3 separate regions of the Homo sapiens genome follow, and all the other regions are linked to region 1. The links are chromatin contacts, found by Hi-C or POLR2A ChIA-PET in ENCODE. All regions are on one chromosome and are shown on one strand. The core of a region is the stretch at or near the end of the contact, and the rest is flanking DNA. Distances in the headings are between cores, read along the strand shown. Region 1 holds the start of KRTAP5-3 (keratin associated protein 5-3). Region 2 has its middle 35 kb from the start of MOB2. Region 3 has its middle 8.4 kb from the start of KRTAP5-6.

Region 1 (3,527 bases), core at 273-2,772:
GGTTTGTGGAGCAGCCCTAGCAAACTCACACAGCAGGGTACGGGGGGTTCCCAAATGCCTGGGAGTGCAACTCTGTGGAAAGTGTACATTTCTCTAATCACACAGAAGTTGAAACAAAAGAATCACAATGCAAACTCGTGGGAGGTGCAGATCGTATTTATTTAGAAGATCTAGCCTAGGCACTTACAAGGCGAAGCCCTGGGGAAAGAAACAGGGCCAGGTCGGAGGTAGAAGAGGAGACTGGGCGCCCCTCCTCCTCAGGAGAGGATCCTGGGGTCTCCAATAATTCCGAGTCCTCTAGGTCAACTCCAAAAGCAATCGGAGCGGTGGCAGCTCAGGCAGGATGAAGACGAAGCGGGGAGGAGCCAGGAGGTTGCGGGGACCGGGGAGAGGCGGCAGCAGGTCGGAGGATTCCAGTGTCAGCGTGTTTCCAGCAGGCTCACAGGAGGGGCCCAGGGATGTGGGATCTTGAAGCCCTGAGAAGGTTGAAGTGGTGGGGTCAGGAAAGGAAGACGGGATTCCGGGAGGGTTGATGGGCAGGACCCAGCATGCCAGAAGCCCTCATGACCTCAGAGGCTGAGCGGCTGAGTACTGAGCCCTGGACGCTAGGCTGCCTTAGTCCAGAGGAGGACAGATTCAGAGACGTGCTTCAGGAATTCAGGACACAGCTGCAATCATTCCTGGAGAGCCCGGATCTGTAGGACCCACTGAGGTTTGTGGGCAGAGCCTCAGATCTTGCACTGGCAGCAAATTGGGACACAGCAGCTGGACTGGGAGGAGCAGGGCTTGCAGCAGCTGGACTGGCAGCAGGATGACCCACAGCCTGAGGAGCAGCAGCAGGGCTTACAGCAGCTGGACTGGGAACAGCAGGGTTTGCAGCAGCTGGACTGGCAGCAGGATGACCCACAGCCTGAGGAGCAGCAGCAGGGCTTACAGCAGCTGGACTGGGAACAGCAGGGCTTACAGCAGCTGGACTGGGAGCAGCTGGGCTTGCAGCAGCTGGACTGGCAGCAGGATGACCCACAGCCTGAGGAGCAGCAGCAGGGCTTATAGCAGCTGCACTGGGAGCAGCCACAAGAACCGCAGCCCCCCTTGGAGCCCCCACGAAATCCACAGACCCCCTTGGAACCCCCACAGGAGCCACAGCTGGAGGAGCAGCAGACGGGCACACAGCAGCTGGAGCCACAGCCCCCCTTGGAGCCTCCACAGGAGCCACAGCCCCCCTTGCAGCCCCCACAAGAGCCACAGACCCCCTTGGAGCCCCCACAGGAGCCACAGCTGGAGCAGGAACAGGCTGGCACACAGCAGCACACGGGCTTGCAGCAGCAGACAGGTACACAGCAGCCGGAGCCACAGCCCCCATAGCCGGAGCCACAGCCCCCACAGCTGGAGCCACAGCCCCCACAGCTGGAGCCACAGCCTCCAGAGCAGCCAGAGCAGCCCATGGTTCTGGTGGGTTGAGGGTGGAGCAGGTAGAGGAGCAGGTGAGAGGGAGGTGTGCAGGTGTGGAGTTCTCTGAGCCCGGGCTCTTTATATTCCTGCCCAGGTGTTTATACTGAACACGTGAATACTTCTGTTGTTGTTTCTGCTATTTCACATGCACAAGTGTTATTTTTAATCTCTCCACAATCCCATGAGCCACCATCAGCTCAAGCCAAGCTGTCCTTTCCTTGGTTTCTAAATTTGGCCTCTTCCTCATAGGTGTTTCCCTTTGTTAGAAGACACTGGGCTCCCTCTCCAGTGGGTGTCCCAGGAGCCTGGGAGGCGGTGGTTGCTTGGCCGAAGGGTGGACCATTGTCCTTGGTGCTCAGGGCTCTCCTCAGCGATGCAGACCCTCCACCCCCTGGCATTGGTGTTTATATCAAGGATGGTCATTTGGTAAAAAATAAAATAAAATAAAAATTAAAAAAATAAGCTGAAAGAAAGGCTGTCTATAGGTTCCACCGCTTAAAAACTTCAAGTATAAATATTTTGTCAAATCTGTAAAACAAAGTTTTGAAGAGCATGGATTTGAGTGTGGCCCTGGTTCTCCTTTGTCTTTCTTACCTCTTCCTCCTGCGGTTTGGCTCACTCCTCCAGACACGGATTAGACCCACGTTCCCTTCAGGCAAGCTGGGCTCACAGAGGGAACAGAGGAACAGGACCCTTTCTAATGCTTTTGAGTTTTCCTCTATTAATTCTTTGTAAAAATTCTACAAATCAATGGATATTCTTCAAGTTTATTCTTCTTGAAGGCTACAAAAATTTTGATTAGCCAACCTCTCTAACACACTTTTATTTTCTAAAAGATTAATTTTAATATTTTTTTTTTGAGAAGGAGTATCGCTCTTGTCACCAGGGCTAAAGTGCAGTGACGCAATCTCGGCTCACTGCAATCTCTGCCTCCTGGGTTCAAGCAATTTTCCTGCCTCAGCCTCCCCAGTAGCTGGAATTACAGGCGCCCACCACCAGGCCTGGCTAATTTTTTTGTATTTTTAGTGAAGACAGAGTTTCACCATGTTGGGCAGGCTGGTTTCGAACTCCTGACCTCAGGTGAACCACCCGCCTCAGTCTCCCAAAGTGCTGGGATTACAGGTGTGAGCCACTGCACCCAGCCAAATTTTAATTTTTTATTAAGGTAAAATTTACATGCAGTGAAAAAAAATTTTTTTTCTGAGTCTCCCTCTGTCACCCAGGCTGGAGTGCAGTGATGCAATTTCAGCTCACTACAACCTCTGCCTCCCGAGTTCAAGCAATTCTCCTGCCTCAGCCTCCCAAGTAGCTGGGATTACAGGCACCCACCACCACACCCAGCTAATTTTGTATTTTTAGTAGAGACGGGGTTTCACTATGTTCGCCAGGCTGGTCTCGAACCCCTGACCTCAGGTGATCCACCTGCCTTGGCCTCCCAAAGTGTTGGGATTACAGGCATGAGCCACCAGGCTTGGGCTGCATTTTTTTTTTTTTTTTTTTGAGACGGGGTCGCATTCTGTCGCCCGGGCTGGAGGGCAGTGGTGTGATCCTAGCTCACTGCAGCCTTGGTCTCCTGGGCTCTGCACATATTTTGAGTGTACAATTCCATGAGTTCCGCTAAACATGTACTCGTGTGCCCATCACTCCAACCATGACCAACTGCTTCACCCCCAGAAGTTTCCCTTTCGCCGCCTTCCCTTCCTGCCCATCGCTCCAGGCACAGCTCTGCTGACCAGTTGTGCCTGTTGTTGAATGTTGCAAAAATGAAATCATTAAAAATGTACTCTGGTTTCTTTCCCTCACGATGTTATTCTGTGTGTCAATGATTTGCTCTTCTTCTTTTTTTTTTTTTTTTTTTTTTTTTGAGACAGGGTCTTGCTCTGTCACCCAGGCTGGAGTGCAGAGTGGTGCGCTCATGGCTCACTGCAGCCTCGACCTCCTGGGCTCAAGCGATCCACCTGCCCCAGCCTCCCAATGTGCTGGGATTACAGGCATGAGCCACCACGCCTGGCCTTCTTCTTCTTTTGTAATCACCGCATAGTGTTTCTGTAGCAGGGCGAGCCGCAGACAAGAAC
Region 2 (3,569 bases), core at 209-2,708, 87 kb before region 1:
GGCAAGACTCTGCCTCTATAAAAAAATTTTTTTCAAAATTCGTGGGGCACGGTGGTGCGCACCTGTGGTCCCAGCTACTCAGGAGGCTGAGGCAGGAGGATCTGTTAAACCCAGGAGGTCAAGGCAGCAGTGAGCTGTGATTGCACCACCGCACTCCAGCCTGGTCTCTAAACAAAAAATAAAAACCAAAACAAAAAAACTATTTCGGTAAGAAATCTAGGCTGTAACAAGGCCATGTGGGGACTGCCCACTGTTTCTGCAGCTCACTCTGCGGGCCCGGGGTCAGATCCCCAGTTTCTCAGGGTCGTGTTCTGTTCCCTTTGCTCATCTCTCCTCCAGTCCCCAGGGAAGGGCTTGGTCTCCACGGCGTCAGGAACTAGACTGTGAACTTGCACGTCAATACTGAGAGTGGGGCTTCCAGAGAGCAGCCGTGCTTGCTGCCCTGCCCCTCTCAGGCTGCAGCCCAGGGAGATGCCACTGAGACGCTGGCCATCGGGCTGGCCACCCCCGGGCTCCCTCCATCCTCACGGTCCTGCTCTGTGCTGGCAGTTTCCACTGAAGTCCCCCTCCCAGTATGCAGCAAGCCTGATCTGCTATCACTCGCTCACACCATGCCTCCGTGTCTCCCCCACATCTCACATGAAGTAACTTCTGAGCCTGTTTCAAAGTTTATCCTGAACAGGGCGGGCAGTCTGGCCCCTTCACCATCTCTTTCTGTGTGGGTGCACCGAGGTGTCTCCCTGCAGAAGTGCATTCTATCCTATGCTGGGGTAAAGATGCAAGTCACTCTCAAACTGCTGAGAAAAGACCCACGTGCAGGTACTGAGAGAGAGAAAACGGCAAGGCAGATGTGGCAGAAACGCTGACACTGGCCAATCTGGGAGAAGGTATGCAGGAATTATTCACACTACTTTGGCAACTTCTAACTTTGAAATTATGTAAAAATTTAAAAATATAAACGTCAGAAGCAGCTGGGGCCAGGAGGTGGCAGATACCCTCGAGGGAGCAGCAGTGCATCTGACAGCCGCTTCTCCACAGCAACGCCGGAAGCCGGAGGTCGGCGGCCTCACGTCGAAAGAGGGCTGAAAGCAAGCCAACCAAGAACACGACACACAGCGAAAAGCTCTGCCAAGAATGAAGGACAACTGAAGGCATTTTCAGACAGAGACTGAGAGGGCGCCCCCAGCAGAGTCACCTGAAAGAAAATCCAAGAAAGCTCAAGGCTGCAGCACAAGCAGAGGAAAACTGGTCACAGACGCAAAAGGACAAACCCAGAAGGACAAAGGAGGAAGGAGAGGGTACAGCCAAAGAGATGGAGCACAAAACCAGCCAACCTAAATAAATACCAGCGTACAAGTAGCATGTGGGGGTCCGAAGTGTACAGAATTTAAAACACAGCAGTAGCATGTGGGGGTCCGAAGTGTACAGAATTTAAAACACAGCAAGTGCTCACAACTCAAGAGGGGAAGTACCCAGAAGCGGTCTAGTATCTTGGGTACTTCGGGGAGGCGGATAAAGCTGTTAATCAACATCAGACCCTGGAGGTTTAGCGTGTGCTGTAAGAAAACCACTAAAGGAGGGTGTGCACGGTGGCTCACAGTGTAATCCCAGCACTTTGGAAGGTGAAGGTGGGTGGATGGCTTGAGGCCAGGAGTCTGAGACCATCCTGGACAACACAGTGAGACCCTGCTTCTACAAAAAATCAAATAAAATAAAGTACCTAACTTCCAAGGCAATTTGAAAGAAGGATAATTAAAAAATAAAAAGAAGAAATTCAAACAAAGCATGGGAAGATGAAAAGCACAAGATGGGAGTTCCACACAGCAGCGAGCACACCAGGTGGAAAGGGTTAGCAAGGCGCCCTGACACCCGCTCTAGTGGCGCGGTGCTCACTAGACACCCGCTGTCACGTGCAGTGCGTCTAAGGCTTGGGGTTTTCCCGGGCTCACCCCAGGGGAGACGTGGTCAAGGGCTCTTTCCCAGGGCTCGGGGCCGTTTGCACGTCCTTCTTCATGAGGCATCTGTTCAAGCCTCTGCCCATCTTCTACGGGACGAGCTGTTTCTTGTTCTTTGTTGGAGCCCGTGGGGAAGTCTGGATCTGAGCTCCGGTAAGTTCTAGGTATGGTAAATTCCCCCTGCAAAAGTTGCTTTCTTTTTTTTTTGAAACAGAGTCCTGCTCTGTGGCCCAGGCTGGAGTACAGTGGTGAGATCATGGCTCACCGCAGCCCCGACCTCCTGGGCTCAAGGGATCCTCCCACCTCAGTCCCCCTGAGTAGCGGATGCCACCACGTCCAGTTAATTTATTTTTATTTATTTATTTATTTATGAGGTCTCACTATGTTGCCCAGCCTGGTCCTGAACTCCTGGGCTCAAGCAGTCCTCCAGCCTCGGCCCCTCAAAGTGCAGGGATTATAGGTGTGAGCCACGGTCCCCGGCCAGCCTTTTCAGTTTTTGAGGAATATCTTTGATAAACAGAGCTGCTTAATTTTAATGTAAACCAAATTATCTATCTTTTCCTTTATGATGAGTACTTTTTAGTCCTGTTTAAAAAAACTTTTCTTAACCCATGGGTCAAGAATAGCATCTTCTATAACAGTGCTGTTCAAGAGAAATATAACACAAGCCATAATCTGAGCCATGGATATAATTTTAAATGTTCTAATGGCCCCATTGAAAAGTAAAAGAAACAGCCAAGATTAATTTTATTTAACCCAACAGATGTAAAATATTTTCGACTTACAATCAATACAGAAAATACAAGGTGCCACTGTATTTTTTTCAGTCTAGCGTATTTTACACTCAGCACATCTCTAGCGCTGCCAAGCTACATGGCTGGAGGCCGTGCTGGACAGCAGTTCCAGAACCTTCTACACTTAGACCTACATTCTACTGGGCTCAATTATTCTTTGTAGGGTGTGAGGTACAGGCCAAGGTTTTTTTAAATATGGCTATCTGGTTGGCCAGCATGACTTATGAAAAAGACTGGCTATCTGTGCCATCTCTTTTTCCCTGTCTTGATCACTCTTGCCAGATTTTCCACTATATTCCTGTTTTCAAAGAATCCAACTCTGGCCTCGATGACTATATCTGTGGGAGACTGACTTTCTGCTTTGTTAACTTCTGCTCCAGCCTCATTTCCCTCCATCCACCGTCTCTGAGCCCAGCTACTGCTCCGAGAGTGACGAGTACCTGAGGGCTGTGAACCGCTCCTGGCCGGTGTGCACCCTGCAAGTCTCAGCATGGCATATTTTTGTTATCTTTCAGCTAAAAAGTATGTTGTAATTTCCATTACAAATTCTTCTTTGTCCCACTGGTTACTTGGAAGTGTGCTTCCTAATTTCTAAATACTAGGAGTATCACTTTGCTGATTTCTAGTTTAACTCCACTTGGGTCAAGAGCACACTCCAGAGGAATTCAATTCACCGAGATAAGCGGAGGTTTTGGTCAACGTTCCATCAGCGTGTAAAGGGGGCACACAGCCTGTCAGGGGTGGGTTCCCTATTCTTCCTGTCAGGTGAAATGTGTGAATCTGGCTTTGAAATCTTCATGCTGACTTGTGAGTACAGCTG
Region 3 (3,116 bases), core at 284-2,783, 97 kb after region 1:
GAACTGAACAATGAGAACACTTGGACACAGGAAGGGGAACATCACACACTGGGGCCTGTCGTGGGGTGGGGGGAGGGGGGAGGGAGAGCATTAGGAGATATACCTAATGTAAATGACGAGTTAACGGGTACAGCACACCAACATGGCACATGTATACATATGTAACAAACCTGCACGTTGTGCACATGTACCCTAGAACTTAAAGTGTAATAAGAAAACATTTAAAAAAGAAAAGAAAATAGAATAGCCAAAACAATTTTGAAACAAGAAATATAGTTGGAAGAATGACATTAGCTGACTTTGAGACATTCCATAAAGCGACAGCAATGTAGACAGTGTGGTATGGGCAGAGGGGTAGACACACAGATCAAGGGAAAAGCACGGAGTTGAGATGTCACTCGCACACACAAGACTGCGCTAATTTATGACAAAGGGGCAAGACAACTAAATGGAGAAGTGTCTGCTGCAATCACAAAATACCTGTGACTGGGTATTTTACAAACAATAGAAGTACATTTCTCACAGTTTTGGAGGCTAGACGTCCCCAGATCAAGGTGCCAGTATTCTGCATCTGGTGGAGGCTCTTTGCTGTGTCCTTTTGGTGGAAAACATAAGGGGCAAAAAGGACCCAAGCTCATCCCCCCCAGCCCTTTAATGAGGCACTAATCTATGCCTGAGAGCAAAGCCCTGACTTGATCACTTCTCAAGAGACCCCACCTCTTAGTAACACCATAACAGGGGTTAAGTTACAGCGCATGAATTTTGGGGAACGCATTCATACCAGCGCGCGAAAGGAGAACCGTTTCCAAAAAATGGCATTGGAACAATTGAACCGCCGTAGACAAAACGAAAACAAAACCTCAACCTCAACCTCATACTTTATATAAAATTAACTCTATGCCCATCATAGACCTAAATGTTGAATATAAAACAATAAAACATTTGGAATAAAACAGGAGAAAGTCTTAGTGACCTTGAATAATAAAAACACACTGTGTAAGAAATAATAATGTGAGTGAAATTCAGTGTCCTTTAAAGATAAAAGGTCACGTCATAAGGAGAGAGACACACTTGGCAGTGCTCCTGGTTGCTGGTGGAGGACCAAGTGAGTCCTTATTTAGAAGGGACATTTTTTTTTTCTGTGCCATTTTCTTCATCGAACATTTAGTCCTTTGAAAGCTTGTGATTATCTTATGTTCAAATGCTATGAAATAATAAAGTCACAGGGCAGTCCCACTGCAGCGTGACAATGAGGGGGAACTCCAGAGATCCACTTCCATGTGAAACTGGTGAAGACTTTAAAAACAAAAACAAACGAAACCCCACCCCCAACAACCATTTAAAGCATCTGCAAATGGCCCTGTAGCCATTTCAAATAGAGAAACATTTATTCAAGAAAATCGACTAAAGCTTAGTGAGAACTGTGTGAGTCTGTGGTATCTGAGCCAATGCGTGTGCCCTCTCCCAGCCCAGTGAGACAGAAGCTCCACTCCAGGCTGTACAGCCAGGAATGCAAGACTATCTCTCCTCCAGTTTCTGTAATTGCCCGACAGGCTCTTCCCGCCCGCTGCACAGACAAAACCAGTTCACTCTGAGAACATGGTATTGCAGTAAATGAAATGTTTAATTAACGCAAGGCCTGCCAGGTGGAAGAACTGGAATGATCACTCAAACCCGTCTCCCTGAAGGCTTGAAGGTTAGGGTTTTTCCAGGACAGTGTGGTGGGTGGGGGGCTGGGGAATGGGTGCTCCTCATTGGTTGCGGGGGCAATCACAGGGGTGTGGAAAATGGTCCTTGTGCCCTGAATCTGCCTCTGGGTGGATAACAACCCCAAAGTGAAAGCAACCCAGACATCCTTCAACGGGTGAACGGTTAAACAAGTCGTGAGTCACGAGTCTGCATGGGGTCAGTTGGAAAACCACCTCAAAAGACCAATCTTAATTCTACCACAGTGATATTATCTATAGGAGCAACTGGGGAAGCCACAAATCTTGTGATCTCTGGACAAATGACTCCTAAGCAGAGGGGGATTATAGAAACTATGCCTATATTTTAGCAGAACTCATGCCCTCCTGTAATTCTAATCTTGTGGTCTTTCATTAGTCCTATAAAGGCAGTTTCAGCTCCCCAAAAAGGAGGGGATTTGTTTTAGGGCGGGACCGTTATCATCCTTGCTTACAAGTTAAACTATAAACTAAATTCCTCCCATGGATATAATAGAGGCAGGAGGCAGACAAATCCCAGGCAGATGGGGGTGGGTCCCCAGTGAAACCTCACCTTCAAGCCAAAACATCCTGAAACCTGCAGCCCAGAGTGAAAACTTCTATTCTTGTTTGCCTGCTCGCTCCGGATTGGTTCATTTTGAATAATGCCTTTTTAACCAATCAAATACTGCCTTTTCCAATACTACCTATGGCCTGGCCTGCCCCCGTCCTGGGCCTATAAAGACTCCAGACTCAGTTGGTAGAGAGAGAGAGAAGGCCTGACTTCAAGGAAGAGATCTCCTGACTTTGGGGAAGACGACCTGCCCTCCCTGTCCCCTTTCCAGTTCCCCTCTCTGCTGAGAGCTGTTTTCATTGCTCAGTAAAAGTCTCCACTTTCACCATCCTTCAATCACCAGCATGACCTCATTCTTCTTGGACGCTGGACAAGAGCTCAGGACCCACAGAGTGCAGGTACCTAGAAAGGATGTCACCCGGGCCCTTTGCCCTCGCCAGCAGAGGGCAGCTGCCCCACGCGATGAGGCCAGGGGCCGACCGAGCTGCTAACACATTGCCCTCCATTGGGATGTGGATGGTGGAACTATAAGAGCTGATTAGAGCACTAACACCCCCTCTGGGGCTTCGGGGTTGCGGGCACCCTTGTCTGGGCACTGCCATGTTCTCCTCGAGGTGACACACCTGGTCTGGCTGTGGGCCCCACGTGGAGTTTGCTCCCGTGTCAGCGTTCAGAGTGGCTGGCCAGATCCCACACTTGCTCGCTCATGCACTCCCTCCCGCAAGGGGCTGAGCATGCTGGGCCAAGTAGATGAGGAGCCTCTGCTGTGAGTCCAGCAAAGAGGCTGAGAAAAAATCCTGCATCAGTTAGCTTGGCCTGAGTCCAGGAATAAGCAAGGA

Evidence for each region. A loop is a pair of places that touch in the nucleus more often than their neighbours do. ChIA-PET counts read pairs that join two places held with the same protein, here RNA polymerase II (POLR2A). Pooled maps may share reads with other maps.
Region 2: a loop to region 1 is called in a map with no recorded cell type, with 6 times the contacts of the local background. The contact joins the enhancer-like site here to the promoter of KRTAP5-3 in region 1. A Hi-C loop is called at or near these places in 1 of 37 single-sample maps with no recorded cell type and 2 of 50 pooled maps. POLR2A ChIA-PET finds 5 or more read pairs at or near these places in 5 of 52 experiments (Panc1, WTC11, activated CD4-positive, alpha-beta T cell and 2 more).
Region 3: a loop to region 1 is called in a pooled map, with 2.1 times the contacts of the local background. The contact joins the enhancer-like site here to the promoter of KRTAP5-3 in region 1. A Hi-C loop is called at or near these places in 1 of 50 pooled maps.

Annotation. Positions count from the first base shown.
Region 1 is chr11:1,606,941-1,610,467 of GRCh38, forward strand. KRTAP5-3 (keratin associated protein 5-3) reads right to left here and starts at 1,523. Exons shown (of 1, transcript NM_001012708.2): 1 at 625-1,523. The coding sequence starts at 1,445. The coding sequence ends at 729.
Region 2 is chr11:1,520,058-1,523,626 of GRCh38, forward strand. No RefSeq gene overlaps it. Among named protein-coding and RNA genes, the nearest start is that of MOB2, 35 kb to the left of the region's middle. RefSeq lists enhancers at 1-463, 464-964, 1,902-2,151. Within about 2 kb of position 1,459, at least 4 of the 41 ENCODE cell types and tissues checked have a DNase peak (open chromatin) inside an H3K27ac peak, as active enhancers do.
Region 3 is chr11:1,704,063-1,707,178 of GRCh38, forward strand. No RefSeq gene overlaps it. Among named protein-coding and RNA genes, the nearest start is that of KRTAP5-6, 8.4 kb to the left of the region's middle. Within about 2 kb of position 1,534, at least 2 of the 41 ENCODE cell types and tissues checked have a DNase peak (open chromatin) inside an H3K27ac peak, as active enhancers do.